2 separate regions of the Homo sapiens genome follow, and region 2 is linked to region 1. The links are chromatin loops, found by intact Hi-C in ENCODE. Cell type or tissue: PC-9. All regions are shown on one strand. Each heading gives the region's core, and the rest is flanking DNA. Links, peaks and the distances in the headings are about the cores only. Region 1 overlaps MOGAT1 (monoacylglycerol O-acyltransferase 1). Region 2 holds the start of LOC105373906 (a long non-coding RNA gene).

Evidence for each region. A loop is a pair of places that touch in the nucleus more often than their neighbours do. Peaks named below come from ENCODE experiments on the same cell type or tissue, not always from the same donor. Only the 100,000 strongest peaks of a DNase experiment are listed, where the experiment ranks them.
Region 2: it touches region 1 in a loop (3-fold over the local background); 2 of 110 quality-filtered maps call a loop at or near these places.

The regions. Positions count from the first base shown.
Region 1 is chr2:222,683,653-222,700,473 of GRCh38, reverse strand. MOGAT1 (monoacylglycerol O-acyltransferase 1) reads right to left here. Exons shown (of 6, transcript NM_058165.3): 2 at 11,952-12,130; 3 at 11,005-11,209; 4 at 5,938-6,112; 5 at 5,186-5,385. LOC124906151 (small nucleolar RNA U13) reads left to right here and starts at 2,474; the gene lies at 2,474-2,578. RefSeq lists a silencer at 11,661-11,863. In PC-9, for the core only: CTCF peaks have their summits at 9,507 and 9,713 (motif pointing left); a DNase peak (open chromatin) is centred at 9,683.
Region 2 is chr2:223,212,107-223,228,927 of GRCh38, reverse strand. It overlaps LOC105373906 (a long non-coding RNA gene), which reads left to right and starts at 16,795. Exons shown (of 3, transcript XR_923951.1): 1 at 16,795-16,821. RefSeq lists a silencer at 6,203-6,497. In PC-9, for the core only: no CTCF peak of the experiment used is centred there; a DNase peak (open chromatin) is centred at 6,297; H3K27ac peaks cover 672 bases.

The DNA.
Region 1 (16,821 bases), core at 8,693-11,192:
TGCAGGGTAAGTAGAGGGAGGGACTGAAGCAATTTCCCCCTTTCTGAATGTTTAAGAGAAGCACATTGGACAAGTATGAGTGAAAACAAGTTAATACAGTTGCAGTTTTCCAGTCTTGACAACTAATTCAGATTCAGTAATTCCATTCAACCCTTGACTGATGATTATTTGTCAGTAGAGGTATAACTGGGCGATATCAAATGGCAAACCATTTAAAAAGTAAAAAAGCTTAACCAGGTGACAAGTGCAATCATTTAAGCCTACAGACTACACTTGCTTTCAGCATCAACAGCTTATTTCATGTGAGCATATGGTTACATTTCATTAAACTTTTAGTTCCTATTATCATGCCTTACAATTTCCTTTATATCATCCCCAAAGCTAACAATAGTACTTTGCATATAAGAGATCAAAAATGGTTAATGAATGTTATGCCAAAAAAGTAACCAGCTTATCTTGAACAATACCATTGCAAACTTAAATTTATCTCAAAATTCCCATTACCCTAACTGATCAAGTCTGTTAACATTCCATTTTATTAATTAAACAGCATTTAAGAATAATGTCATATGAAATCCATTTCTGCTCCAGTTTTTCAGTTAATACCAGCTCTCGAATACTCAGCAAGACACCATCTCGTAAAAGGAAGAAATATTAAGAAATATCTCCCAACAGAAGCTGGGCGCGGTGGCTCACGCCTGTAATCCCAGTACTTTGGGAGGCTGAGATGGGCGGATCACAAGGTCAGGAGATCAAGACCATCCTGGCTAACACAGTGAAACTCCGTCTTTACTAAAAATACAAAACAAAGTAGCCGGGCATGGTGGCGGGCAGCTGTAGTCGCAGCTACTCAAGAGGCTGAGGCAGGAGAATGGCCTGAATCCAGGAGGCAGAGCTTGCAGTGAGCAGAGATTGTGCCACTGCACTCCAGCCTGGGTGACATAGTGAGACTCCGTCTCAAAAAAAAAAAAAAAAAAAAAAAAGAAATATCTCCCAACAGGTCAAATCTCCTCCAGCCCAGAACATGAAGTTTGCAGAAAGTCTGAAGCATGTGGCTGAAAAACTCTGTCATGAGCTCTGCAACAAAGCTGGAGTACACAGGTGCAACCTATGTCCAGAAAAATAGGTGTATGGGGACAAATGCTACCAGTTCTATAAAGATAGCAAAAGTTGGCCGGGAGCGGTGGCTCATGCCTGTAATCCCAGTACTTTGGGAGGCTGAGGCAGGCAGATCACGAGGTCAAGAGATCGAGACCATTCTGGCCAACATGATGAAACCCCGTCTGTACTAAAAATACAAAAATTAGCTGGGTGTGGTAGCGCATGCCTGTAGTCCCAGCTACTTGGGAGCCTAAGGCAGGAGAATTGCTTGAACCTGGGAGGCCGAGGTTGCAGTGAGCAGAGATCGTGCCACTGCACTCCAGCCTGGCGACAGAGTGACACTCCGTCTCAAAAAAAAAAAAAAAAAAAAGACAGTGAAAGTTGGCAAAAATGTAAATATATCTGCATTGCTAAGAACTCTACCATCCAAAGATAAACACACAAGAAATGCTGGAGTTTGCTGTGTCTCAAAGCTACTCTGAGTTTTTCTACTCTTATCAGACAGGGCTCTTCCACCCGGGCAATGGCAAGGCCTGGCTATGGAAGGACGGAACTCCTTACTCTTCTGAACTCTTTGATATTATAATAGATGGCACTACCCTAAGAAGCAGAGGCTGTGTGACCATCCTCCATGGAAAGGCTTTCTCAAAGAACTGCTGAGAGTTGAGGTGGTATGTGTGTGAGAGGAGGGTGGCAATGGTGAAGCCGGAGACCCTCCATTAGCCTCCCTGAACCATTAGGTGAAGGTGATTGACTCTCCAGCTGCGACTACCAACAACAGAGTAGGAAAGTGAGGCCAGTGCAAGGGCTACTCGAGACACTGGGAAATTGAACATAAGCAGGAAAGACTATCTCTCTGACTAGTACAAGATGGAATCTCATGTTTCCTGTTCAGGATCACCAGCATTTCCGAGATAGGGTCCATATACATATTTACCAGTCACAAGAAGTCCTGTTTATATGCCACCAACCAGCCTCAGAAATCTATAATGTTGTCTACCTTCTTGGCTTAGAGATAACATTTAGCTTGCTTTCTTCTCAACATCTAATGTCACCTCCCTGTTTCCATGTCACCCTTACACTTGGGGGATTGAGAAACTTTTTGAAGTAAAGGAAATACATGGAAGTAACATCTTTTGTCCTGACGGTCAACTAGTCCATGAGAAGTTAGCAATTACTCCCCAGATTGTACTACCAAATGCACAAGGAATCCTTATTTTATTTCAGTTCATGCTATTCATTTTCCAGTCTCTCACTAAAACCCCATCTGCTATGTCTATGACCTGCTTCCCTACAGGGATGTCTCTTGTCATAAGAATCTCAATGTCTTATAAACATATGTTCCTGTGTCCATTAAGAGTCTGATAATTCGGTCCTTCTGTAGTTCATGAGCGTGAAGATTGGGTGCTCACGGGCACATGTGAAATGTGCCACCCTCTGAACCTTGTTACAACATCGGCACATTACCCATCTGACCTGAAGGAAAAAAAAAAAGATTCTGTACAGGCGGTGGCTCACGCCTGTAATCCCAGCACTTTGGGAGGCTGAGGCAGATGGATCACCTGAGGTCGGGAGTTCGAGACCAGCCTGGCCAACATAGTGAGACTCTGTCTCTACTAAAAATACAAAAAATTAGCTGAGTGTGGTGGTGCATGCCTGTAATCCCAGCTACTTGGGAGGCTGAGGCAGGAGAATTGCTTGAACCCAGGAGGCGGAGGTTGCAGATCATGCCATTGCACTCCGGCCTGGGTGACAAGAGTGCAACTCCATCTCAAAAAAAAAAAAAAAAAAAAAAAGATTCTGATAATTGTCTCCCTTCCACAGGAATTTCTCCCAGGAAAGAAATATATCCCCAACTCAGTTCCATATCAGAATTACTCTCCTCAATATTCCCTTCAGAGAGATTGAAAACCAGAAAAGTCACTCTTCATGTGCGTCTGCAATAGTTTTATTTCAGTTCCTATTTTCTTCCATTTGACCCACATTTATACCTTTCAGATACTTAAGATTTAATAATAATAAACGTAATTACTGTGGGAAAAATAATGTCATGTGATTGCATATTAAATGGAAAGCACTTATAAACTGATGGTAGTAAAATCCTAGCCTAGCAAAACAGACCTAAAACAATATTTGACTATATTTGAATTTTACTTAATGGGCTATCCATGGTGAACATATTACTTCCAGCTTCATAATATGTTTATAGTTTTAGTAATTCTGCTATTAGTGCCTGGCTCAGCACATTCTCATTTTAGCTCTCCAATCCTCTTCCAATCTGAGGGAGCTAAATACTTTGCTCCTGGGTTTTTTGTTTTTGTTTTTGTTTTTCTGAGATAGGGTCTTGATCTGTCACCCAGGCTATAGTGTCATGGCACAATCATAGCTCACTCCAACCTCCAACTCCTGGGCTCAAGTGCTCCTTCTTCCACAGCCTCCCAAAGCACTGGGATTACAAGCACATGCCATGGTGCCCCGCTAATTTTTAAAATTTTTAGTAGAGATGAGGTCCAGCTTTGTTGCCAGTCTGGTCTCGAACTCCTGGGCTCAGGCATTCCTCCTGTCTCAGCCTCCCAAAGTGCTAGGAATACAGGTGTGTGCCACCACACTTGGCCAACTCCTCAGTATTTTTATCAACATGGTCTTCACCCTCCTCCCTCAACTGGATTCTCCCAAACATGCAGCTTTTTAAAATAAAATGAGTCTAATTAAGAGTCAGAATCAACAAGGAATGCAAATAAATCAGCAAGAACAAAACAAACAATCCCATCAAAAAGGGCTAAGGACATGAATAGACAATTCTGAAAAGAAGATATACAAATGGTCAACAAACATATGAAAAAATGCTCAACATCACTAATGATCAGGGAAATGTAAATCAAAATCATAATGCGATACCACCTTACTCCTGCAAAAATGGCCATAATCAAAAATTCAAAAAATAATAGATGTTGGTGTGGATGCAGTGAAAAGGGAACACTTTCACACTGCTGGTAGGAATGTGAACTAGTACAACCGCTAGGGAAAACTGTAGACATTCCTTAAAGAACTAAAAGTAGAACTACCATTTGATCTAGCAATCCCACTACTGGGTATCTACCCTGAGGAAAAGAAGTCATTATACGAAAAATATACTTGCACACACATGTTTATAGCAGAACAATTTGCAATTGCAAAAATATGGAACCAGCCCAAATGCCCATCATTGAGTGGATAAGGAAATTGTGATATATGTATATAAACATCATGGACTACTACTTAGCCATAAGAAGTAATGAAATAATGGCATTTTCAGCAACCTGGATGGAATTGGAAACCATTATTCTAAGTGAAGTAACTCAGGAATGGAAAACCAAACATCGTATGTTCTCACTCATAAGTGGGAGCTAAGCTATGAGGACACAAAGGCATTAAGAATGATGCAATGGACTTTGGGGACTCGGGGGAAAGAGTGGAAGAGGGGTGAGGGATAAAAGACTACATATTGGGTGGAGTATACACTGCTCCAGTGATGGGTGCACCAAAATCTCAGAAATCACAACTAAAGAATTTATTCATGTGACCAAACACCACCTGTTCCCCAAAAACCTACTGAAATAAAAAAAAAATAAGTCTATAGCAGAATAGCAGAATATATATAAAACAGCTAGCTGCAAAAAAAAAGCTTTTGCTATAGAAACTGATGCTTATGTGAACTGAACATAATGAGGACACTTATCATACAGAAATGTTCATCTATCTGTAAACTCTGATATGACTTGTCATCAAAGAATTGCTATGCTATAATTGGCTGGCACAGAGAAATAGATTCATTATAGAGTATTAGAAACTTTATTTTGAAAATTGGATTTTACTTGTAGTGCAATAGCAGTATTCTTGAAAGTAATCAATTCCTATTCTAGTGGAAAATGTAGTCATTTCATAAATAAAAGGAATACCAGAAACAAAACTCAAATAACATCTACAGGATTATTGTTTCAGGAAGTTCTTACTCAAAGCCACTTCCCTTGCATTAGCACCTCAATCAATAACAAGAAACATTGCTTAAAGTAAGCTAATAGTTGTAGTTATTTTATGTACATACCAACAGTGTGGATGGCTTTCCTATAGGTCATTAGGCCAAAATTGTACTGAAAAACTCCCCTGGCATGAAACAGGGGCAAAGCAAACCCCATGATCTTCTGCAGTTTATTCTGAACAGTTCTAATCCATGATCCTTCAGGGTTGTCAGTTTGTTTAAACAGTTCATTTTCACCAAAAGAAACCACTGGGACCAGAGAGGCGCTGCAATAACAAAGGGGACGGGTGAGAATTTTCAATGAAAAGGATTCAAATAATTTATTCTGTTTAGCTGACTCTTGCAACAACTTCTGAAAAATTTTTTAAATGTGCCCAAGCCTTCCTATATTGCTAACTTCACGTTCATTGAAACTGTCTTAAACTTGACATTCTTTAGGGAGGAATTTCAGCAGGCTAGCCATTGACAGGATTTTATTCTATAGAAAATTAGGGTTCCAGGAAACTTCTCTTTTATCTATAGCTTTGGCCACTGTTGATTTGGCTGGAAAATTACACTGTATATATAGAATGTTGGTTTTTGTTGTTGTTCTCGTTGTTTTGCTTTTAGAGTTAAGTTTAATTGCTGAATGTCATGGCATTGAGCTACTGTAGTAAAAAGGTCATATTCCATTCCCCAAGAACATCCACACCTGCTTTTACTGTCAGATCGATTTGGAGGAGGTCTTTAAGGGCTAGAAAATCACCTTACTTCTTCGTGGTTTGTTTAATAATGTCTTAACTTTTCTGACCCCCTACTTTATACAAAAAGCCACTTACCCATGGGTCAAAGCAATTTTAACAAATCCTTTCCGCTGGCGGATGAACAGAGTGAACTTTCCAGGATGAGCATCCAGTGATTCTTTTGCACCCCCAAGGACAATGACAGAGATGTTTCCACCTCCCTCCTTGCTTACCATGTAGGACACACTTTTCTTGGAAACTGAAACCAGCCCTTAGTGAATAAAACAAAAAGTAACTAGTTATCCTTTTCTAACAATATTACAATGTTTTATCATAATATTCCATGACAATAGTAAACATTTAACAAAATTTCCTACACTGCTTACCTTTGGAGCACTTTGTAAGTTTGTAATTTTTCATAGCCAAATCTTTAGTAATGTATTCTATTAATAAGTTAACATCTTGGCAGGTAATGGGCTAGGTCTTTAAAATGTCATTCAGTCATTACTAGGTCTACCACTTGTTTGTTTAGGTAGGTTGTGCACTACTGAACTCTAGAGGACACCATTTATATTGCATTCTAAGTAAAAGGATCCCCTGCCCCTGGAGTTGTTCAGTGCACAACCTGCACAGCTGTATGTGGTGGCCTTGATATTTATCATGGCGAATTTTTACACAGAACCAAAAAGTATATTCTCCAAGAGGCTGCAGTGGATTTTCTGAATATATAATGGCCTGTTTTCAGATATTCTATATGGATCATTATTTTCCAAACCTGGATTTATAATATAAATGTGATATCGTTTGACTGTGCCCCCACCTAAATCTCACCTTGAATTGCAACTCCCACAATTCCTTCATGTCGTGGAAGGGACCAAGTTGGAGGTAACTGACTCGTGGGGGCAGGTCTTTCTCATGCTGTTCTCGTGATAGTGAATAAGTCCCATGAGATCTGATTGTTTCATAAAGAGGAGTTTCCCTGCACAAGCTCTCTCCTTGCCTGCCGCCACCCATGTAAGACGTGACTTGCTTCTCCTTGCCTTCCACCATGATTATGAGGCCTCCCCAGCCATGTAGAACTGTAAGTCTTTCAAACCTCTTTTTCTTCCCAGTCTTGGATATGTCTTTATCAGCAGTGTGAAAATGAACTAATACAAAATGGTTAAAAAAAAAAAAAAAAAAAACAAGACATTTGACAACCTAGATCACTTGCCAGATCTCTACATGTTTCCAATAAGTATAGTCTGACTTTGGTAAATTGTTCATTTAAAACAGTTAGATAATTGTTCGGTCTGTATTTCAGGCTTTCCCATGTAAAAATAACTTAAAAGATTCCTTTTCAGATTTCACATGTTCTACATACTCTTGGAGGAAAATATAGGAAAGAATAAAGACAAACATACAAACCAGTCTTGAACTACATTTCAGAAATAATCACTTTTTAATGTCTTATGTTTCTTTCCATTCTGGGTTTTATCCATTTTTATTTAGTCATAACAGAAAGTGTTAGACAGTCTTTATAAAGACATAGCATATCTCATCACTTGAAGAAAATGATATGCTAATTTTACTCTGGGTTTCTATTATGGGAGGAATTATGACAGGATTCTGAATGACCAACTGCCCTCTTAAGAGGCAGAGGATGCTGGGTTAGAGGTAGAGAGCCTGAGCCTGCCTAGATGGGTTTGAACCTTCACTGAGGTCAAGACATGCCATTCTGCTCTGTGTGAACCTGAGTGAGAGTTGGGTGCATCTCTTCCACCAGGAAGAGGGCCTCTTGGGTTTCCACACCCCTGGCTCTCCTAGCTTGCCTCTGGCCACTCCTCCGTTTTCCCTCAGGCTCCTTGTCTTCAGGCCATCCTTCAATGCTGCTATTTCTTAGGGGTCCTTCCTTATCTCTCTTGTCCTCTAACCTCATCTACACCCATGGATTCAACTACCATTTATGTATGCTGAGTTCTCCCAAATCCATCTGTCAGGAGATCTTCCTCCTGAGGTTCCAGGCCCATATCTCCAAATGCCCAATTGACAGCTCTACAGTGACAGCTCTAAGACACCTCAAACTACACGTCTCCAAACCGAATGCATTAAATTCTCCCTTAAAGTTGTCCCTCTTCCAACATTATTTATCAAGGTGAATGGGACCATCATCTATCTGGTCAAAACACAGCTTCTTCCATATGTAGCCACATTCTCCTTTCTTAGCCACCACATTGACTGATCATTCATTCATTTAAAAGCATTTATTGAGCACCTGCTACTGGCCAGGTACTGGGCTAAGTATTGATAATAATGACAAAATAGTTACTGACTTCATGAGGATGAATCAATCATTAAGTCTTAGAGACTGTATCAAATATTTTTGATATTAATCTCCTCTTCTGTATCTCCAGTGCCATTGCCACTGTTAGCATAGCCCTTATCACCTCTCCCTTCATCACTCAACAGGCCGCTTCCATCATCAGTCTCCAGGCCTACCTGCCTGTAACCACGTTCCAAGCTGCTGCCTGAATTATCTTTCTATCACACCAAATCCATCAGATCCCTCCTTTGCTCAAAATCCCTCCAAGTTCCCCATGGCTTATCTACAAAATAAAATCGAAAGTCCTCTGTATGGTATATAAGGCTGTTGTGATCTGATTCTGTTACCTGTCCAGCCTTAAGGGGTAAACAGAAAGAAGTATGAACCTGAAACGCAGTTGGCTCTGGCTGACACCTGATAGGTATAGATACACCCAAAATGGGACAAGAGGAATGGGTTGGAGGTGGGATTTAAAAGGACTTACAGATGCAGAATCCTATTGGGTAAGAGCAAAACAGACTGCTGTCAACAAAGGCCCTCTGAAGCCCTATGGTTCCTTACTACGTGAGGTCTGGTGCCTATGTCTGTCAGTCTTTCACACCCAGAGAGGCAGCCGCTTGGGCAGGCACAGTGGAGAGGGGCAGCCTTGGACCAAGGGCTGTCCTAGGAAGCTGGTTCTGGGAAGTATAGATAATTCTTTAGACTTAGAAACAAGGATAGTCCAAACCTCCACTGGCTGAAAGTTTGAGTATTTCTATTTACCTTTTAAGGAACTGAAGGTTGTACCACAGAAAACTATTCATGATGTCAGAAACCAGTGATTGCTGGGCGCAGTGGTGCATGCCTGTAATCCCAGCGCTTTGGGAGGCCGAGCTGGGTGGATCACCTGAGGTCAGGAGTTCTTGACCAGCCTGGCTAACATGGTGAAACCCCGTTTCTACTAAAAATACAAAAAATTAGCCTGGCATGGTGGTGCAAGCCTGTAATCCCAGCTGCTTGGGAGGCTGAGGCAGGAGAATCACTTGAACCAGGGAGGCAGAGGTCGCAATGAGCCAAGATCACGCCATTGCACTCCCCAGCCTGGGCAACAAGAGCGAAACTCCGTCTCAAAAAAAATAAAATAAAATAAAATAAAAAATAAATAAATAAAAAGAAACCAGGGATTGCAAACAGCTTTCCTCTCCAAAGCCAACTCTAGTAAACTGCAGTGGCTGTAGGGGCACTATACGGAGAAAGACTCTAAGATGGAGTATATGTGTCTGATAAGGCTATGGAGAAGGGGGTACCTACATCTCTTGTCCATGAATTTGCCAAACCTGCTCTTAACTATACGACTCAAACTCACTGCGGCAATGCTTTGAATAAGCAAACATTACACTTTAAATATGTTTCTGTGCTTTTGTGAAATTTAAACATTTTTCTCTGTAATTGTCTTCCTTTTATAAAACTCTAACACAATGTATACAAAACAAGGAAGAGAAGTAATTCCCCCCCAACCCCACTTTCGGTGGTTAAGAGGGGGATAGTGCACCCTCTGCAGGCCAGATGCCGGATCTTCCGGTAGCTTGGAGGGTTTAGTGCGCCCTCTAGTGTGCCCTCGGGACCAGGCTGGACTTTGAAAACAACCTGAAAACTCAGCGGTGAATTCTGGTACCTGGGTGCTTAGTGATATGCTACCAGGTATATAATGACAGTAGTGACTTGAGAGATTAATAGGACGTAATAAAAGTCTAGAGGACCATGAACAATTCTTTTTTTTCTTTCTTTCTTTTTTGAGACGGAGTATCGCTCTGTCGCCCGGGCTGGAGTGCAGTGGCAAAATGTTGGCTCACTGCAACCTCCACCTCCTGGGTTCAAGCAGTTCCCCCACCTCAGCTTCCTGAGTAGCTGGGATTACAGGCGCCCACTACCATGCCCTAATTTTTGTATTTTTAGTAGAGACGGGGTTTCACTATGTTGGCAAGGCTGGTCTCGAACTCCTGACCTCAAGTGATTCACCCCACCTCGGCCTCCCAAAGTGCTGAGATAACAGGTGTGAGTCACTGCCCTCGTCTCTTTTTATTTATTTTTTTAATTGTGATTGGGTCTCTCTCTGTCACCCAGACTGAAGTGCAGGGGCACCATCTCCGGTCACTGCAGCCTTGACCTCCCAAGCTCAGGTGATCCTTCCACCTCAGCCTCCTGAGTAGTTGGGACTACAGATGTGTGCCACCATGCCCAGCTAATTTTTGCATTTTTTGTAGAGACAGGGTTTTGCCATGTGGCCCAAGCTGGTCTCAACCTCCTGGGCTCAAGAGATCTGCCCGCCTCAGTCTCCTAAAGTGCTGGGATTACAGGCGTGAGCCACCGCGCCCGGCCTGGACTCTTATTTCTGAGCCAAGTTATTTTTCATCTAGGAAGACAGCAAGTTGAATATGCTTAGTTTTATCACTGCTGTTACTTCAAGACACAATGAAAGACATTTTCCATTTCTAGTATTCGTAACAGCATGCATGGTGCCTCTCCAAGGGTGTGATTTGTCACTTACTTGATCCCTGATTTCTTTTTCTACATCTGAATACACAAACTGCATTCATTACTTTATTTGATCATTGTGTTAATATTCATTGAACATTTCTATGTTCCAGGCACCATGCTGGATACTTGGGATGGAACAGAAAAGAAGACACAGTTTGTGTTTCTGCCACTTACAGTCCAGTGGGGGAGGGCAGGAAACACCCAGACACCATAGGAAGTGCCAGATGAGGATAAAACAGGTTTTACTCTAAGAGACCATAAACACACATGGGCCTGGGAGGGAATGTTCTGTGTGCTCCTGCTACCCCAAAGCACTGTGGAAACAGTGATCTGCCATCACTTACCAACACTCATCACATATTCTCGAAAGACAGGACACCAGAACCAAAGTGGCAGCACGTGAAGATATGAAGTAAAGCCAGGAAACAGGTCCTTGAAGTCAGAATAATTTACAGAAAAATTCCCAAAGGCTCCAACTGCCATTATTCCATGGGGGTGAAACCCAAATATATAGTTGTGACTTGGATCCAAATCTTGAGTTTTGATAAGCTACAGCACATTCATATTGAGATTTTAAAAAAAAGAAACTTCCCTTATTATTTTCCAATGAGAAACAAAAGGACTAGTTTTTATGTCAAGAGAAAATGGAGAACATGACTCATTTTTGTTCCCTGGGTTGGAGCTGTTTCCAAATTTCTAAACTATCTTCTGAGCCCAGATCCCTTTATATATAGCCTTCTAGATTTTGTCAAGTCAGCTTACAGTTCATTTAGTAATTGGAACCAAATTGCAGCCTTTCTCCCTGCTATGGTTTGAATGTTTCCCTCAAAAGTAAGTGTTTAAAAACTTAATCCCCAACGCAACGGTGTTGGGAGGTGGGGCCTAATGAGAGGTAATTAGGAATGAAAGCAGAGTGAATGGATTAACGCCATTATCACAGAAGTGGGTTTGTTATCTTGGGAGTGAGTTCCTTATAAAGGAATGAATTCAACCCCCTCTTGCTCTTTTTTGCCCTCTCCTGCCCTTCTACCTTGCGCTATGGGCTGATGCAGCAGGAAGGCTCTTGCCAGATGCCAGCATCTTTGGTATCTTGCCAGATCCCAGCCTCCACAACTGTGAGAAAAAAATTTGTTTTCTTTATAAATTACCTAGTCTTTGGTATTCTGTTACAGCAGCACAAAACAGACTAAGACATCCCCTCTGAAAAAGAAGCTTGAGATATATGTGATGAAAACAAATTTCCACTCTTCTCCTAAATCAAAATAATACTTTATAAAACAACTGTACTCACATGAATTGGAAAATAGTCCTTAAAGTGTTTCCAAAGAGTCCAATTTTTGATCCAGCTGGATCTCCTGCCTCCTCGCTCTGGGGTATGCCAGTCAAAGTAAAGCCACATCAAATAAGGGATGTAAAGGAACAAATAGTTGTGTATGATCAGCATCACAGTGATTCCAATGGACATCGGCCCTGTAAGAAAAGAAAAAGTCTCATGGAATCAGTCTGTTAGTATCTGCTCACTGCAGTGGCCCATGGCAGGGGGATTAATACATATAAGATATGTCAAACTGAGCCTCAGTTCAGGTAAGGTAATATAACAAGACAGTAATGACACAGTATTATTTAACATTTATTGGGTGTTTACTATATGCCAAGCATCGTGTTATGGACCCTGCCAAGGTATTTTTATTTAATCGTCGTATAGCCACATACCAATAAAGTAGCCACAGTACTCTTTATTTTTGAAGGGGGAGGTGGAAGGAATCGGTAGAGGAAACACTGAGCCATAATGTTCTTTTTAAAAAAGAGAGAATGGAAGCTTATCGAAGGGTTAAGTGAGTTGCCCAAGCCACACAGCATATAAGTGGTTGATCTGTCTGATGTTAAGGTCTAACTACTTAGTCATAGCTTTACATTGGCTCCCCTATGTGAACATATGGAAGAATCATCACCGACAGGAGGGATGTAGAGAATTTCCTACTACAGAAAATTCCATCTTCCTACCTTGACCAAGCAGCCATTATTCATGTGCCCACAAAGAGGGCACATTCTAGCAACAAACTTCATTTTCAGGAACTCTACTGTCAGAGACAGAAATAGCAAAGGTGGGACTCTTCAGATCTTAGCATGCATCACTTCTTGCAACATGTGATAATGAGAGAGCAATCCTAATTGTTTATGCACCTAATAACATAGCTTCAAAATACACGGGGCAAAAACTGTCAAAACTTGACTTGGGTTGTAGTGACAAGAATGGTTACCTTCAAGTAACACATGAAGCTCAGCTATACATTTTTTAAATGTCTATGTTATATACTACAATTAAAAAATTATGAAAAGAGAAACATGCTAACAAGAGAATGTTCATGAAGACATAAACCCTGGCACATAGCAAATCTTCACTAAATGTCAGCTACTATGACTTTAAGGAATGCCGTTGCTGCTTTCTCTTCTATAACACACTGCAGTCTCCAATCTAGGGTTCATTTCCACCCCCAAACTCTTATCTACTGCCAATCAACTTTGTTAAAGACAACCCTGTCCCCAAATGATCCACCAAAGTATCTGAGAAATAGCGTTTAATCTGTTATTGAAATATATACATATATACTGACATACATGTTTTACCAAAAACAACATTTATATATATTTTTTCTTTCTTTCTTGTTCTTTCTTTTTTTTTTTTTTTTTTTTTTTTTTGAGATGGAGTCTCACTCTGTTGCCCACACTAGAGTGCATGGGTGCAATCTTGGCTCACTGCAGCCTCTGCCTCCTGGGTTCAAGCGATTCTCCTGCCTCAGCCTTCCAGGTAGCGAGGATTATAGGCGCGCACCACCACGCCCAGCTAATTTTTGTATTTTTTAGTAGAGACAGGGTTTTGCCATGTTGGCCAGGCTGGTCTCAAACTCCTGACCTCAAGTGATCCACCCGCCTCAGCCTCCCAAAGTGTTGGGATTACAGGTGTCAGCCACAGCACCTGGACTATTTATATTTCTTGATACATATAAATCAATAAATTTCTCAGATATATCATTGAACCCAGTCAGGAAACTGACTTGCTGCTCTCTCCAGAGTTGGTTAAAGGTTGAAAGACTGGATGAAAGGTTAAGGTAGCATGTGTCCTCCACACCTCTGTGGGGTATCCTGTTACCTTCTGGACCCACCAGAAAAGCTTCCATGAGTCCAAAGCATGCTGTAAAGAGTGCCCTCTGCCCTCATTCCTACCAGGATCATTCCATTTTGCTTCCTCTGCTTTCTTCTATCCAGATCTGAGTACTGATGATTTGCCACTATTGGTTAGTTTTCTGTTTATTTTGGTAAGATGTGCAAAAAAATGACAGGAAACATGTGGGCCTCATTCTTTTGTACTCAAAGTTTGATCAGATAAGCTACAGTGAAATAGGGCAGGGAAAGAATAGTTATTGAGTGGAGAACGATTATCCTTCACTGTATATAGGGCATCTCATTTATTCCTCTTTGAAACCCCAAGGTACACGTTATTGCCCCATTTTACAGTTGTAGAAACTGAGGCTCAGGGAATTTGAGCGTCCAAAGGATTTGCAGCTGGATCTGCCTAATCCTTAAATCCATGCACTTTTTCACAAAGCCACGCTATCCTCCAGCTAATGGTAATAACACTGTAGACTAACTTATTACAGGTGCTTAAGCAGGTTCGTAAGCATAAAGAAGCAGGCAAGTGGGAGGTTCTGTTTTCCTTTCTACAAAGATGGAAAAACTGACACCAAAAGCAAACTGACCTAATTTTAATCATAGAGTGAGCCAGGAACAGATCCAAAAATAATGTCCCCAAGCTACTAATTCAATATTTCACTAACCGAACCCCGGCTACCTGAATACATGCTGCATATCTCTTTAATGCTCATTACATGTTTTACATCAAAAGAAGAAAACACAGCCGGGCACAGTGGCTCGTGACTGTAATCCCAGCACTTTGGGAGGCTGAGGTGGGTGGATACCTGAGGTCAGGAATTTGAGACCAGCCTGGCCAACATGGAGAAACCCTGTCTCTACTAAAAATACAAAAATTGGTGGGGTGTGGTGGTGGGTGCCTGTAATCCCAGCTATTTCGGAGGTTGAGGCAGGAGAATCGCTTAAACCCAAGAGACGGAGGTTGTAGTGAGCCGAGATCGCACCATTGCACTCCAGGCTGGGCAACAAGAGAGAGACTCCTCTCAAAAAAAAAAAAAAAAAAAAGAAGAAGAAGAAAACACTATAAAAACTAGGTAACTAGATAACGTCTATTTTTTATTTTCTATACATGCTGCATATCTCTTTAATGCTCATTACATGTTTTGCATGTATAATAGTTAAGATGTAGGTCTGGAATGGAACTGCTAATTGGAATTTGCCACTGTCTAGCTTCCTGACCCGGGACAAATTCTATGAGCTCTTGATCTTCAATTCCATTGCCAGTAAAATGGGCTTATGACAGCTCCTGTTTCCAAATGCCACAAAGGGAATAAATAACATGAGGGTGTACAGTTCCTGGCACAGAACTGGTATTCATCAAATGTGAGCCACTGTTATAATAACTTTCTTTACTATTACACATTTGGAGACTGCAAAATGTAGCTGCAGATGGGACATGAGGCAAGTTCCTGTCACTCAACAAAAATTACTCTTAAAATTTTCCTTTTGGCCTTTTTTCCCCTATGAACAGGTTATGTTTCTTTAATATGGCTGACCACACATTTTTAAATATTCTGTATTTTATCACAATTATTTCACATTAGCTGTTTGGTATTACAATGTTATTTTTAACGACTGATCAATATTCTATTGATTACCAGTGCTAATTCAACCATTCTCTTCATTTTAAATATCTGTGATTCTAACAATTTTTCTCTATAAATGTAATCTTGCATAAAGTTTGCCCACATTTTGATTTACTTCCATAAGATAATAAGAAGTAAAATACGGCTGGGCACGGTGGCTCACGCTTGCAATCCCAGCACTTTGGGAGGCCGAGGCAGGTGGATCATGAGGTCAGGCGTTTGAGACCAGCCTGGCCAACATGGTGAAACCCCGTCTCTACTAAAAATACAAAAATTAGCTGGGCGTGGTGGCAGGCACCTGTAATCCCAGCTACTTGGGAGGCTGAGGCAGGAGAATTGTTCGAACCTGGGAGGCGGAGGTTGCAGTGAGCCGAGATTGCACCGTTTCACTTCAGCCCGGGTGACAGGGCAAGACTCTGTCTCAAAAAAAAAGAAGTAAGATACTGGATGGCTAAGCAGAAACATCTTTGTCAGCTGATACACTTTGATATTTTGCTATCCAAAGAAGTTGTTCTAATTTAAATTCCCACTCTAGATACTGCATACATTTTTTGTTTCAAATCATAAAGAGCATCACAATAGTTTTGTAATCCTTTCTTTCTTTTTTTTTTTGAGACAGAGTCTCACTCCATTGCCCAGGCTGGAGTGCGATGACATGATCTCAGCTCACTGCAACCTCCGCCTCTTGGGTTCAAGGGATTCTCCTGCCTCAGCCTCCCGAATATAGCTGGGATTACAGGCATGTGCTACCATGCCCAGCTAATTTTTGTAGTTTTAGTAGAGACAGGGTTTCACCATGATGGCCAGGCTGGTCTTGAACTCCTGACCTCAGGTGATCCACCCACCTAGGCCTCCCAAAGTGTTGGGATTACAGGCATGAGCCACTGCACCTGGCCCTGTAATCCTCTGATTCTAAACGGGATTGAAACAAGAAAACACTATAAAAACTAGGTGACTAGATAACCTCTATTTTCTATTTTTATCTCATTAAGCAATTCAGGGTAATCTGATTCTTCTAAATTGGAGTTCAAAGAGAAGAGGAAGATACAAAGGTCTACGCTGTTACATTGTGCAGCTCTCGAAACTTATGTTGATAACTTTAAAAGTTGTCTAGATTCACAAACCAAGTTGAGTTGAAGGCCTGAATTTTAGCTGGGTTGATTTATCTCTATTCTGGATTAAAAACCACAACTTGGCTTCCTATCAATGGCACTCTGTTTTCACTTAGCTCTCATAGATTCTACTTTCTCCAGATTGTTGAGGAAGCTGTCCCTCACTCACTTTTTTTTTTGAAACGGAGTCTCACTTTGTTGCCCAGACTGGAGTGCAGTGGTGTGATCTCGGCTCACTGAACCTCCACCTCCC
Region 2 (16,821 bases), core at 4,866-7,365, 530 kb before region 1:
ATTATCATAAAGAGAGACTTTTTTCAAGATAAACAGGGTTTCATAAGCTTTCCTTCAATGAGAAAAAAAGGCTTTCAAAACACCTTTGGAAAATAATGTCACAGAGATTAAACCACAGGTTTCAAGAAAAGAAATCTTTACTAATTCCTTGAACAAGGAGAAAATGTAGGTTTTTAAAAAAAATCTAAAAACTACCCTGTGAATCTATACTGAGAATTAGGACTAGTGATACTGGCCAAGTGCATTCTTCAGCACAGCTGGTGTTTCCACACCTGATTTTGAAAGGACAACCATTCCAGATTCACTCTGTCCTTTCTCTTGTCACCTAAGGGAGATATACCCTAGACAAATAGAAGATTCCAAAGTTCCATTCTTGGTCAGTGTAGATAGGTTGATGGCCATGGTAGGCTTCTGCATCTCTAGGGAGGCATGCCATGACACAATGAGCACTAAAGCCACGGAATTCTGGGTGGGAATCCCTAGCCTCCTGGGGTCAGGTCACAACCAAGAAAGTCCAGACCAACTCCCCAGTGTGCTTTTAGAATGAATACTCACCATCAAAATTCTCACTTTGCAAATTAACACAGGAATAGAAAACCAAATGTGGCATATGTTCTCACTTATAAGAGGGAGCTAAGCATTGCGTACGCGTGGGTATAAAGATGAGAACAATAGACACTGGGGACTACTAGAGTGGGGGAAGAGGGAGTGGGGGAAGGGCTGAAAAACTACCTATTGAGCACTTCACTCACTACTTGGGTGGCAGAATCATTCATACCTCAAACCTCAGTATTACACAGTATACCCAGGTAACAAACCTGTACATGTACCCTGAAATCTAAAATAAAAGTTGAAATTATGAAAAAAAGTCCTGCTTTTGTTTTAACTTAAAAAAAATCAGAACATTTAAATCTGTTCATTGCAGAAGATTCGAAGGATACTTAAAAGCACAAAGAAGAAAATGTATATGACTTATAATCTTATTTTCCAGAGATATTGGTGATATACACCTCTAGTATTTTTATGCAGGTATCTATAGTTCTATAAACCAATTTGTGATCACACTGCAAATACTATCCCGTAGCCTTGTTCTTCTCATTTACCAACAAATCTTAAACACTCTTCCATATCATTAGTTTTCCAACAGCACACCATTTCTAGGTCCCATAGAGAACAATTTTTGACTATGCTACCATTTGCGTAAGGAACTCCCTATTTTGCTATTATAAATAATGCTAAAATGAACATCCTCATAGATACATTTCATAGCAAACTTATGATAATGCTTTGTCTGTGATTTGGCAAAACCATTTCCTCTTCAGCTCCTTTATATGGTCCTCTCATCTTACATTCCTCAGTTTCTTTGATGTTCATGGCATCATATTTTACTGGATGTTAGTCAGGATTCTTTGTTGTAAGCAGATGAAGTACATTATAGTAACTTATGCCAAAAGTGAATTTATTGGCAGCTTACAGAATCTCCAGGAAGCCTGGAGAGCTCACTGGAGGAACGGCTCTGTCCCAGTGAACTCCCTGCTGTTTCCACACACAATTGCACACAGAACCTGCAGCTTCTATCCCCAGCCTCCCTGAGACTGGATTTTTTTTTTTTTTTTTTGAGATAAAGTCATGTTCTGTCACCAGGCTGGAGTGCAGTGGCACGATCTCTGCTCACTGCAACCTCCGCCTCCCGGGTTCAAGCGATCCTCCTGCCTCAGATTCCCAAGTAGCTGGGACTACAGGCGTGTACCACCGCACCCAACTAATTTTTGTATTTTTAGTAGAGACAGGGTTTCACCATGTTGGCCAGGATGGTCTCAATCTCTTGACCTCGTAATCCGCCCACCTCAGCCTCCCAGAGTGCTGGGATTACAGGCATGAGCCACCGCGCCTGGCCCCTGGGACTGGATTCTAAATACTGGTACTGTCGCCACCATTGCCACTAGAAACTAGAAGGAGCTGCTGTCATCACCATTTCTGGAATGCATGCAATATCTCTATGCTTCTTCATTTTGCCAACTTAGAATCATTATCAGAGCACAGGCTATAGGTGCGTGGTCCAGCTTCTAGGAACGGGGAGCAGCAAGTATCTTGGAGATGGACTTCACCTCCCAAGGTGGAAGAACACCCAAGATAACAGGGGCTTACTTCCTCGGAAGCCATCACTTTTCCTGGTTACTGTCCTCAGGACCCCAACCATGGCTTCTCATCAATTGACTAAGTTAATATTTTACATTCATCTTTCTTTTCAGTTCTTCTCCCATTACTACTTTTGGTATTACCAACATCCACATAAATGTAACATCTTGATCTCTAGGTTTCTTGGTCTTCTAACTTCCAAAGATCTATTATTTGATCTCATCTCAGCCACCATCTTTGTAGTCATCCTTTTGATCTTGTTATCACTATCTGCATCACCTCTGAAGTCTTAACTTCAAGCATTCCCCTCTGTGACCACTGTTTCCTGACCTCAGCTGCTCTAGCACAACCACTTGAGCAGTTCTTCAGCCACTATAGCACTTTGACTCACTCATTCTGTCACCATGTCATGTATTGGCTACCTGTTACTGCATAACATATTACACCAAAACATAATAGCTTAAAACAATGAACATTTTTTTGTGTGTGTGGTTTCTGTAGGTAAAAAATCTGGGCACGACTAAACTGGGTCCTCCAGCTTTGGGTCTTTTTCAAGGCTTCAATGATGATGCTGGCCATAGCAGTGGTCTTATCTAAAGGCTTGATGGAAGAAGAATCTGCTTTCTGTTGTTGACAAGATTCAGTTCCTTGCAGTTTGCTGGACTGAGGACTTCAGTTTTTCACTGGCTGTTGTTCAGAGGCTACTCTCAGTTCCTGGTCATGTGGGCCTCCCAATGCACAGCTCACAACATGAGTGCTTCCTTATCAGAGTGAGCAAATGAGATGAGAGGGTGTTACCAAGACCAAAGTCACAGTCTTTTGTAACATTCTCAAAAATGGCAGCCAATTATCGTTAGCATATTTTATTCACTAGAAGCAAGTCACTAGGTCCAGCCCACGCACAAGGTGAGAGAATTGCTTGAATGTGAATACCCACAAGCGAGGCTAATTAGGAGCCATTTTAAAAGCTGCTTACTACATACCATCATCAGCCCACAGTTTTGCGGCCCACACAGCTGAAATTGCACCTGTCCATCATTCTAATCATTGTCTTGAAAACACTCTACCTCCCTGCCCCTCCTCCCACCACTGCCATGCCAAACAAAGCTCCAATCTTGTTTAAACCCAACTATATGCTTGTGGTGCATCCAAGCAGCTGACTATTGGTGAGAAAAATATACAACAGTGCTGTCTGGTCTCTCTTACAATTTATGATAATAAATTTCAAAAAAGCAATCAACACAGCATAGCAATCCTACTGTACTTCCTTAATTTATTTGCTTTCCCACTGCCTCAAACTGTTTCACACATTCTCCAACAATCTGCTCCCCATCTGACCATCTCACTCACAGCCAATAGCCTTGCCTTGTACTTTACCGAAAGAAAAAATCAATGCCTCCATCTTCTCCTCAGCAAAGCCCCTCGCCTCACATCTTTTCTCATAATCTCGCCTCCTGTTACATTGGATAAAATCTTCCTACTCCTAACCATGACCTACACTTCCAGCAATACTCTGGAGCTCATCATCTTTCTACATCTTCTCAAAGACTTCCCTTCTGCAATTACCCCTTCTCTTTCTTGTGTTATTGACAGCTGCCTCTCTACTGAGTCATTCCCATCAACATAAAAAATGGCCAACTAACTTTGAAAAATAAAACCTCCCTTTATCCCATATATCCATCTAGCTAAAATAAAACTTCTTGAAATATTTGTCTCTATTATTCCAGTTCTTCCTTCCTTCCTTTCTTCCTTCCTTCCCTCCCTCCCTGCCACTCTGCCTCCCTTCCTCCCTCCCTTCCTTTCTTCCCTCATTCCCTCATTTGAATAAAGTTTGCCCTCTGTACCTACCTGAGGGAATGCTCTTGTCGAAGTCCCCATTGATCTTCATTTTGCTTAATCCAATATCAGTTACTACTTCTTACCTTAATTTCCAATGTCTTGGCACAGCTGAATGCTCCATTCTTCTTGAAACACTTTCTTCTCTTGGTTTTGAATTAACATATTCTTCCTGTCACACTATTTGTTCCTCCTTGTTCTCCTTTGCTAGCAATTCTACCTCTCTTTAACTACTAAATTTTGGAGTCATCCACAGATGACTGGCCACTCTGCTGGCCACTCCCCTCTTTCTTATCTATGTACTCAGCAACATTTGTCACAGACTTTAGATAACATTTATATAAAAATGACTTCTAATTTCTATCTCCAGGCCTGATTTCTTCCTGGAATTCTTGACTTTCATATATAATTGTCTCTTCAATATCTAAAATATATGTCTAATAGGCATCACAAATGTAATAAGACCAAAACAAAATTCGTAATGCCCTTCTCCTGCCACTGCAACCCATTCTTCCTCTAAAGTTGCCAACATAAAACAGCTCAAAGTAAGTATTTAGGTGTTATCCTAAATTTATTTAGTTTCATGTCAAGTCTATCAATGTGTCTTATCTATTCAGCTGCAAAACATATCCTGTATCCATCATCTCTCTATTTTTATTGCCACTGTGCTAGGGCAGGCCATCATCACCTCTGTATTGGACAACTGTACCAGATTTCTAATTGGTGTCTCTACTTCCTCTTTTGCTCCCTCTACAATCTATTCTTTATGCCAAACCAAAACAATCTTTTAAAAGTAAAAGTCAGATAATGTCACTACCATGCTTAAAAATTATATAATATATATATTACGCACATGCATAAACATCTACAGATATTAAGGTATACAACTTGATGAGATTGAACAACTGCTGACCCTGGCTTATAAAGTCCTACACAGCCAGCTTCTACCCTCCTCACCATCCTCTCAAAAAACTCTTCTCTTTGTCCACCACACGTTGATCACCCCTGTTCCTGCTTTTGGGCCTTTTTACCAGTTGCTTCCTCTTCCTGAAATGCTACTTCCAAATCTGTACAGGGTTGGTGCACTTTAGCTTTAAGCTGATGTATTTTGGATGCTATGTCATTCGAAAAGATTCCCTGACATATTCAGGGTCTGAAGTCTAAAGTAAGCTCTTATAAGTCTCTTCCAACTATACTATTTACATTTCCGCACAGTACACATCACTCTATGATAGTGTTGGTTTGTTGTCTATCTGTCTCCCTTCCTGTAGAATATGAGCCTCAGTGGAAGAGGCTCTTGTCCATCTCACTTACCACCATGTCCCCAGTGCCCAGAATGGTATCTGCCATGGAAGCGTTCAATAGATATCTGGTGAACAAAGGACTCGCTTTCTCAAGAAACTATTTCAAGAAGTAGAATGACAAGGTCAAAGGATGCAAATAATGCCCATTCAGAAATTTTTATTTCAGAGACTACAGTCCTTTCAGCATCCCAGAATTTTGCCTGAACTTCCAACTGGAGTGTTAGGCAATGCAAGGAAGGAAGATTGATGATGTATATCAATGGCACACAAAGCACCACCACAGCACGCTGTCACCAGAGGCACATGTGCTTTCACTTTTCATCCTTAAACCTGACCCTTGTCTAAAAGATTGATGAGACCCCCAAGCACTTGCTGTAAAATGTCTAGGGAAGAATCCTTCCAGCTTGCTGGTTAACATCCTTTTCCATGGCCATTTATTTTCTGAATTAAACCCAAAGTTTTGCTCCTTTGTAGGCTCAGAACATGAAAGTAAGTGTAAGAACCTAGATGTATTCTCACCTGGAAAAAAAAATGTTGAAAGAAAGGGAGACTTCTAAAACAATCATTCTTTCATTCATTCAACTAACATTTTGAGAACCTAGTTTGTGTCAGGCACTGGTCTAAAACTTGGCAGTGAAGTAAGCAAAGTCAATGGCTCTGATATTGTTTACATGATTATGAACATGGTTTACATGATTATAAAGGCTTTTGTTTTATTTCCTGAGGACAAGGATAGTTCTCATGCCCCATTGTATTCTGTACAACACAGCCTCATGTCATAGAGGATTGGTATTTACTATATTGCACTGAATTGTTAGATACATGTTTTTAAAATATAGAAATATATCTCTGAGAATTGGTAATGTCTTACAAATACAGATTATGTGGCTTTTTTTTCTTATTGGTATATAAAATAAACAGTGCATCTTACAACCAACGGTGTCTTAGATTTAATGAAATGCTGTAATAATGTAGAGTTACTCAGCATTTTAAAAGTCCTGGCATCCCAAATGTTGACAGAGTGAGTAAGTGTTACCCTTGGGATAAGGGGCAGGAAAGTGGGCAGATGAATCCTCTCTTGGTATGATTAGTGTTGCTCTCTGCACCTGAATGTAAACATAAAGTTTCCTGGCTCCTCCAACTTTCTTCTGAGAAACAACACATCCATGTGAGTCCATCCCTCGATCCATGATCTTTGCATGTTTTTTAACTTTATTGTGACTTATGTGGCAACTACTTCATAGAGTTATACTTATTTAACATTTGTAAACTAAAAATAAAACCCTAGCTCCCCCCACCGCTACCCCTACCCCTACCCCTACCCCCAACGAACTGAACAGACCCCTTCTTGGCTAAGGGCACTCCAGAGAAACCTTAAAAATCTGTTTGCAGACATGACAGGGTGGGAGGTCAGACATACCACATTATCCCCCCTCCCTTTATGTTTAGACCAGGGGTGTATAACCTTTTGGCTTCCCTGGGCCACATGGGAATAAGAACTGTCTTGGACCACACATAAAATATGCTAACACTAACAACAGCTGATGAGCTAAAAAAAAAAACACACACACACACACACAACAAACAAACAAAACAAACAAACAAACAAAAAAACAAACTCATAATGTTCTAAGAAAGTTTATGAATTTGTGTTGGGCCACATTCAATGCCGCCCTGGGCTGCATGTAGCCTGAAGGCTGCAGGTTCAACAAGTTTTAAACACATCTGACCAGTGTTAATGTTAAAATAGAGATCATAAGACTGTCAGAACAGACTCTTTGTGGCAAAAAGATACCAAATTATAAACAGGACCTAAAGCCATGCCAGGTAAAAGATAAGCCACACACCCCTATGGTTAAAGAATAAACTATGTTCTAAGTGCCACAAGGATTTTCTTTTTCTCTAGCAGCTAAACAAACACTGACCTCAAGATAAGCAATATTAAAACAATTATCATCCACCACTAGACATATTAACTAGCCCTCTGTTTCACAAACCATAACTGCAGCTTTGATTGGACTAAAGACTGATTTCAGTAATTTTTTACTGATAACAAGATGGCTGACCATGGACTGGTCCTAGCCAGTTTACAGAGGGTGTGCACTGAGTGCTTTCATGTCTCAAAAAGACTTTTTGACTTATGGTGCCTAATTGTAATACATGTAAATATTAATTGTCCACCCCAACTTGAGCATGGGTCATATGTAACATGCAAGTTTGTTAAATAGGCATGCATCAGGACCCCCTTCATGAATATTCGTGGCCCTTCCTGTGACCTCTTGAATATGTACATTTAGTCAACCTGGTCAGCATAAAGCTCCTATTCCAACCTCTCCTCCTTTGAAATGCCTTTCTCTAGTCTTTGCGGGAGGCTGCGCTTCCCGGCCTGTGGGATGGTCACCTTGCAAGCTGTAACCCTTTTTAAGAAATAAAGTCTCCTTTTTTAAATTTATAGATCTTGTGATTCTTAAGTTAACACATTAAATGAAATAAACCATGCAAAGTACTTAGAGCAGTGCCTGGCAGAGGAAACTGTCAATAATGATTTTTCCATCCCCCGTTGTTTTCTGGAGCAGATCAAGTTCTGCCCTCACCTTTTCCACCTCCCCTTTTGGAAATAGAAGATATACTAAAAGGAATCATCTCTTCTGCACCATGTAGTAGGAAGGCTGGGCTTCAAATTCAGAGAAACTGAATCCAAATCCTAGTAGTGCAGGATTTCTTGTCCTCAGCAATATTGATGTTTGAGGCCAGATAATTCTATATTGTCAGGGGCTGTCTTGCCATGGCAGGATTTTTAGCAGTATCCCTGGCCTCTACCCACTAGATGCCAGTAGCCCATGCCTTACATGTTGTGAAAATCAAACGTGTCTCCAGACATTGCCAAATGTTTGCAAATTTGCCCTCCACCCCACATTGGCAACTGCTGTTTTACTGTATGCCAGTTGGCCACATTGGGCATTTCCTCATGTTTAAAATGAGAATAGCAATGCTACATCCAACAGTTCTGGGGATGAGCTACTGTGCAGGGAAATCAATTTCTGGGCTCGAAGGCCACTATAAACCTAATGAGGATTGTGTTTCCATGTTCTGACTACAGGTATAGTTTTAATGTGTACTTCCGAAGGTCAGTTAGTGCTCCCATAAAGCTGAAATGAAGCATGGCTAAAAAGAATTATCCCATGGCAAACAGCTGGGAACAAGCTGTCATTAACAGAGTGTTTTCACTCTGTTTTCAAGCAGATATCAAAGCAAACACCTTCCTAAGGCCAGGCTCAGAGTCACACCAGCACAGGATCATGTTGAGGGCAGATCATAAAATCTGCAAGCCCTAAATATGCCACCTCCAGGTTACAAATTGGTAGTACTGAAGAAAAATTATAGAACGGTAATCTCAGACGTATTTGTCTCTTTCTGTGCATTTTTTTTTAAGTACAAAAAGATGTGCGTAGAACTGATTTGAGCAAAATGTTGGCCATCAGCCTTCTCCCACTTCCCCTCTTGCAGTACTCCTCTCCCCACTACGATGCCTCTGCTCTGTCTCCGGATCCCAGTGTCCCTGCCCACCCTGAACCACAGTCCCCTTTCCCTCCGTGCCTCGCCACAGTGCCTCCTTGTGATAACTCTATTACCTCAACTTCCTACCTCAAAAGGATCTGATCAGAGCTCAGTGAGTTGCAGCCCTTATTCTCCAGCAGTACATTCCTTTTAAAAGCACAACTTATTTAACCAACAGGAAAGAGATGGTCATATATCATTTGTTCCAGGGTGGAAAGGGCAATAACTGAAAATCAAAAGATCTGATTTTACCAATACTTCCTTATGATTTTCATGTGTGAAATGTTGAAGAAGTAGAGACACTCTGCAAATGTGCTTCTAGCTCGTTATCTCAGAAGGAGACTTGTGCTTCCTCCTGAAAGTATTAGGCCATCGCCTAAGATAAGATTAACTTTATCTCTAAATTTTCACACACATCATATGCAGATTCATTTTTAAATAATATTTCTTTTATTAACAACCTATTAATTCCATAAGATAATAAAGGAGCAACTCACCAGACCAGGCTTACAAGAAATTAGGGTAGAAGAAGACAGATAGTTGCCTACCAAATGGTATGAAATGAGGAGGTGCAGAAGGAAGGCTTCTCATCCCAAATGAAAATATTCTTCCTTCTCACACATCTATCAGAGGCTAGAATTCCCCCCATTAAAATGTGTTGTCCTAACAAAGGCAATAACATATTTTATCCATTCTACAATACTTTTCATAATTTCTCATTTCTAAAATCTAAATGTATTTTGCAATCAATGTTGATGTCTACATTTAATGTAGTAGTATTCCGCCACCCTCTACTGCCAACAAAAAGCTGTAAAATCAGTGACATATCTTACAATTAATGGCATGTTAATATCAAGGGGATGAGAAATTTAAAGCTGCTTGGAAATTAGTTTAACAGAGAGCATAGGGTCGAACCATACCTTCAAGGCAGGGTCACAGGGGCAGAAGCTGGGGAAGGGAGGAATGTTTGGATCATTGTGGGGAAGATAGCAGAGCCACATCACAATTTACCTGATGCCACAGTTAAAACTTACTCTGAATGTTTCTTAAAGTCTATGTCTCTCATTGGCATACAGATGAAGTTTGGACTTTTGGCCCATTTTATTGACATGATGTATAACAGCTAAATGCTATGAGATTTGTTTTCCAATGTATGAGATATGAATGCCAATCAGGGAAGGGAAGGGAAGGGAAGGGAAGGGAAGGGAAGGGAAGGGAGAGAAGAGAAAGCAACGAAAAAGAAAAAGGGCAGAGACTTGACTGACACTACCCAGAGTATCTGTAAAACTGGTAGTAAAACCAGCTGCTTCCCGATGTGGGAGTCTCTTTCTTGAACCTTATGTCCCAACTTCCAATAATTCTGTTATTCTTAGGTGGATTGCTAATGCAGTTTTCTCCACCTTTTGGAGTCTGGAGCCCCTATAGAGTTCCCTTTACCTCTGTTGCCAAGACTTGAGCTCAGATTGCATTTCTAACCTGGGGTCCATGGAGGAGTTTCCAGAAGGTTTGTGAACTAGAGAACACTCATTAGTAATGTTTCTTTGATTTTCTTTCTATTGCTCTGGAAACTATTTTCGTAAGTAAGAGAGTTGAATGCTACTTTTTGCAATTATATTACTATTTTCTATCGAAGAAGTACAATGTGAGACATGATGTTATACAATGAAGAAATGTATAGCTGCCATTATTTTCATGTAATACTGTTCATCAGGGTAGGAATTTTAAAAAACTCATCATTTTAATTATGGCATGAGTCTTTGTTTGCCTTGATCTTTTTAGGCTGGAAAATGTCAAAGAAAAGGGAATACTACAAAGCTATGCATATTAAGGTTTTACTTTCATTCTGAAATGTCATGAGTGTATCCTCTTTCTGGAAAAGGTCTCTTACCTTTCTGCAAAGTATAAAACCAGCAAAGCCAAAGGAATGTTATGTTACCCAACCTGGAAATACATCCAATAGTGTGGCTTCTTCTCAGGGGCAGGTTAAATTGCAAAAGTCTACAATTTCAGCAAAATTTGGATATGTCCCAATATAAATGCTTTGTATTTTCAGGATGGAAGAAGGGCCCAACTCTTCTGTCTGGGCAGCTATTCTGGGAGTTTGGAGAGGACAAACTTTCTAATGAAGGAGGAGAGCCTGTACAGGCTAAAGTCAAAGGGATAAAGTGCCAGAAACCCCAAAGGATTCTGAAGGTCCTTCAGTTCAGACTTCCATAAATGTGAAATAAAGATTCGTAATCCTTTCCCAGCTAACATAAATTCAAGAAGAAAGGCTTTCCAGAAATAATCTCATAGACTTCTGGAAAAAGGAATCCCTTTACTTATTTATTCAAATGTTTACTTAGTATTTGCCATGTGCTGGGTACCATTCTAGGTACTGGGGATATAGCACTGAACAAAATAGGATTCCTGCTTTATGAACTTGTATTCTACTATGTGATGAAGAATCTTTGAAATTTTGTTGTTCCCTTCCTTAATCTCTCCTGACAAAGCAAGCTATGGGGCTCCAATTACCTTTGCTACTAAAGGTTTTCATGAGTCACAATTTTCAGGACATGTTGCCAAAAGAAACAAAGTTGAGACTGATGTCATGTCAAAGATAACACATCAAAGATTACTTTATGATTTTATCTTATTATCAATAAAATGATAATGCCATCTATTTATTTCTGAACAAGATTAACATTTATATTTCTGAATAGATAATTTGGATTAGCTTCCCTATTTTTCATGAACTAGACATTAATTTGTACAAAAAAAGAAATATATTATGGTAAAGATGTTTTAAATATTCTATGTGAAGACAATCAAGTTTCAATTCAATGAAATAAACTTTATGCAAAACAGTATGTGTGTGTACATATTTGCATTTTCCTAAGGAGGGAACCCATAGATTCCATTACAACCTTAAATGTATCTGTGAGTCCAAAGGGGAATGAGGGAAGATAGTTAAGAAACTGTGCCCTAGGAATCCCCCTATCTTGCAAGGTGTAGCAGCTTCTAGTGAAGCTACTCATCACACTTTTTTCATCTGTCACATTCAATAGGAGGCGCACAGTCTACGGTTGTGGAGTAACTAACTTAGGGTAGGTTAAACTATCAGCATGACGTGAGCGCCTATTTTTCCAGGAAATTATGGCTTTTGTAATGAGTGATACGGGAAACTAGCAAGACACATCAGCAATGATCTCCACTCTCATAGGATTTCTAGTATAGGTCAAAAGACTGGACCTAATCATAAAAAGGAAATGTAAGAAATGCCATATAGCAATTTCTTAAAATATGAGTGGCACATGGATATAATGCCATGGAACATTTAAACTCAATAATGAGAAAGACATCCTTTTTCAATTCTCCTCAACCTCTGTATACGACAAGAGTCTCAGTTTGGGGCTAATATGTCCTTAAGACCCCTCTCCCTTACTAATCTCCTTTTTTACAGGAAGCAGATCTCAGACTCAGAGATTTCCAAGCTAAGAGTCTTCAGCTGGAATTATTTTTAAGATCTCATCACATTTCACTTGCATTTTTACATTTATATGAAGTGTAATATGCATAACTTGAACTAATCCTAAACTCACAGCTTGATACATTTTTATATACATATGGATGGATTTATGTAACCATTGACAGATTAAGATACAGAATGTATCTATCATCCAGAGAGTTCTTTTGTGCCCTTTTCCAATCAATACCCCTCTCTAGTTGTAACTAGTATCCTGACTTCCATTTCCATAGATTAGATTTTCCCATTCTTGACTTTTACAGAAATTGAATCATATAGTTCATATCCTTGCCTCTTTTATCTATCATGTCTTTGATATTCAGTGCAGTTGGATGTTATAATAGTTTGTTCTTTTTTTGTTGCTGGGTAGTATTTCATTGTGCAGGTACACCACAACTTATCTATTGTACTAGTGTGGACATTGGAGTTGTTTCCAGTTTGGGGCTATTATAAATAAGGCTGCCATAAACATTGTTTTCTTTTCACTAGAATTTAAGAACAACGTTTTTCTTTCATTGCATTCATTATGATTGCTTCTTATTTAAGGCAAGTAATTCTGGTTATCTGTTTCGGGTGCATTCAGGGTAGCATGGCTGTAGACTGGTTATCTATTTCAAATAGCAATAAAATAGTTCATTTTAAACTTAATTGATTTAAAAAAACAAAATTTCTAGAACATTGTAAATAAATAATTGTACATTAAGGAATATATTTGTTCAATTTCATGAATGCAGCAGCCAAAAGACCAGGGAACTGTTCTAAGACAGCTTGGGAAATTTTTCTAAGACAACAATAATTGGTTAGTTAGAAACCGAAAGATTTTGAAAGTAAATGCTGTGGGAATTTAGCAAACAAGTGGGTTCCAAGGGGTTGGAATAAATGCAAAGCCTTTGGAGTTCACTAAAGTGTGAATACTTTGAGGGAGGGAACGACATCCTATTCACATTGATATGCACATCACTCTGAAGAAAGTACCCAGTCCCAAAGACAGTCTTCATTAAAACTTGTTTCATATGAACAAGCTATATAGCTCTCCGTACCTCAGGAACAGTGCAAGATAGCCAGGAAGACACAGAGAGTACCCCAATCAGGGGAACAAGGCAGAGACAGCAAGTAATGTTCACAGAATATTAAGCAGAGCAAATGGACTCCAGAAGATCCTTATAGGGTAGCAGCAAGGGATAGAAGTGAGAAGGGAGGGGCGGGTCTGGGGAGGCAGGAGGTTGAGTTGCAGAATCCACCTCCGTGGGATTTAGCCAGACAGTTAATTTTGTAGACTACACACTTGAATGTTTTCCTCACTATGGGAACTTGAAAAACATAAGGTAGCTTATCAGTGAAAAGCAGCTTAAGAAAACTTCTAAAATTTCCATGGTGTGTGGGGGCCTAGTTTGCTCATCACTCTCTTCTTTTTCAGAAGGGTTTTCTGCAAAGTCCCAGAAGTTGATTACCCTTTGCATTCTGTTCTTCACGAGCAGGAATGTTTTCAAAATAAAGCACAAACTGCTGCTGTCTGAGCCGCCTGAGTTACATGTTCCAGAAACTTTGCTTCCAGACAAGAAATTTAGTCTTTGCTTTTTTTTTTTTTTTTTTTTTGTTCAGCAGAATGTGCCCATGCACATCTCATATTTCATCCAAATGGGAAAGTTTGCCATGAAGAGTTCTCCATAACACAGCTGACATTGGTTTAGATGGGACTAATTAAGTTTAAAGCTGGTCAGAGGTATAAGAAGCTATGGAGCATGAAATATCTTTTCATCAAAAATGTATTTTAAAAAGCAGAGAAGCTACAAAATTCTGCATCTCTCATTAGGAGTGTGCTTTATGATGCAAGCAGAAATCTTAAGCTCGCCTCACGGCAACAATTATTCTTGTGGGCCTTAAGAGTTATAATCAGCTTTGTCATCTTTGTGAAGCATAAACTTGAAAATATAACAAATAATTGCAGCTCATAAACCCTGTAATCTGATAGGAAACCATCTCATAAGCGCATCAGTGTTTAGGAGAAGCTCAGTCTAATACTGGCTCAGGGTCTCATCAGAGCAAAGTGTTGACTCATATGCAATGAACATGCCATGACCCAGAGCTACCATGGGTATTGCTACAAAGGCAGTACCTGTGGAGTTTCTATTTAGGAATTGCTGGGCTTCTCCTACTCTAAATTATATGAACCAAGGTAAAATATTTCATTTATACACAACCATCATTACACAGGTAAGGAAACTGAGGTGAGGGAGGTGCTTCAAAGGTTCTTCCAGCTTTAACATTTCAGCTTGTAGTCCTGCTTGTGTATTGAGAAAGTGGGCATCTCAAAGGAAGCTCCTTTAACTCAGTAAATATAAGTCGTTCAGAGATACATTTCTGAGTAATGTGATGGTTAGTTTTATGTGTCAACTTGACAGGGCTAAGGGACACCCAGATAGCTTATTATTTCTCGGTGTGTCTGTGAGGGTGTTTCTGGAAGAGATCAGTGTTTGAATTGGTGAACTGAGTAAAGCAGATGGCCCTCTTCAACGTGAGTGAACATCATCCAATCCATTGGACCCAGAAGGATCCAAATAGAACAGAAAGGCAGAAGATGGATGAATTTACTCTCTCTTCTTGAGCTGTAACACCCATTTGCTCTTGCCCTCAGATGTCGACATTCTGGTTCTCAAGTCTTCAGACTTGAACTTAATTATACCACCAGCCTTCCTAGTTCTTCGGCTTGCAGAGGGCAGATTGTGTGATTTCTCAGTCTCATAATTGCATGAGCCTATTTCTATAACATACATTATGTCCTTAATATATATTATTACATATTATATTAATTTATCATATTATATAATATATATTCATAAAAATATATATTAGTATTTCATAATAGTATTCCATATATATGCTATTGGTTCTGTTTCTCTGGAGAACCCTAATATACAAGTAATAATAATTATTATCATTATTTCATGTTTCACATGAAATGACGACGTTTCTGACACACCATTTGCAGGGCACGCATTTTGAGCTGATTTTTCAAACAGTACATGAAAGGTTGGCATAGGTCTAGTCTTACTGTTTGTTGCCATTTACATGTGACCATCACAAATGCAAAGAGGTTAAAAAAATGATTCTGTGATTAAAAAACAAGTTTGAGACAGCTTGCCTATTAATATCCCCCCCATTTCTTCAACCAGATTTTCCTCTCTTTTGCCACAGCCTTTGCCCCATCCAAAACCTCAACTAGCATTATTATTGTCCTGTCAAATTTTGAAAGTGCTGCTTTGCACTGTATTAAAAAAAAAAAAAAAAAAAAAAAAAGAGGAGAGGTCAAAACCTGTTGGAAAAGCCCGTTTTTCATACCAAATAATTTGTTTTGGTGCATAGTAGATTCCTAGTCTTTTCGTAAGTATCAGACAAGAAAAAACAGATTTAAATAAGGTAAAAACATAAAATTTTGGGGAAATTTTCAGATTGATTTACATAGCCAAAGGTAGTTTGAATTATCTCTAGAATTGTTAAATAACTAAATGAGGAAATCACATACACACACACACAAATGCAAATGGCTGATAAATACACAAAACTATATTCTGCCTCATCAATAATCTAAGCAGTACAAATTTAAACAAAAATGAGACACAATTACTTATTCTATCAGATTGGCCAAGATTTAAAAGAATCTAAGGACAAATGACTAAAGGGAGTGTAAATTGATATCACTATCATGATGGGCAATTGGGTATATGCATAAATGCCTCCAAACATGCATATTTTATTTGACCTAGACATCCTACTTCTTAGGATGTATCCTAATGAATTAATCTGACAAATGCACAAAGACGTATGTGCAAGTTGTTTATTGTAGTGCAATTTATAATATTAAAAATTGAAAATTTGGTTAAATTTTGTTATAATTGGTGAACCTACACTGACACATCATTATCATCCATTATACTATAATGGAAGATGCATGGCTTTACACATTTGTCTAAACCCATAGATGTACAACACCAAAAATGAATCCTAATGTAAACTAAAACAATTTGTTAATTTGTTAATTTTATGGACACTACAACATTCATTAGGAACTGTTAGCACTTCATGGCACGTTTTCTGTTCCTTGCATGGGGGAAGGGAATATAACATTATAATATGCTTTTTTGACAGAATAAGAGAGTTTATTGAAAAATAGTAGAACTCTTCTCTTTTTTTTTGTTGGTACATAATAATTGAACATATTTATGTGGTACATATGATATTTTGGTACATGTATACAACACGTAATGATCAAATCAGGATATTTAAGATATCCATAAACTCAAATATCTATTATTTCTTTGTGTTGGGAACATTTCAAATCTTCTAGCTATTTTGAAATATATAATAAATTATTGTTAACTATAGTCACCCTACTGTGCTATCAAACAGTAGAACTTGCCGTTTCTATCTAACTGTATGTTTGTGTCCGTTAATCGACTTCTTTTCACCTCATTCTCCACC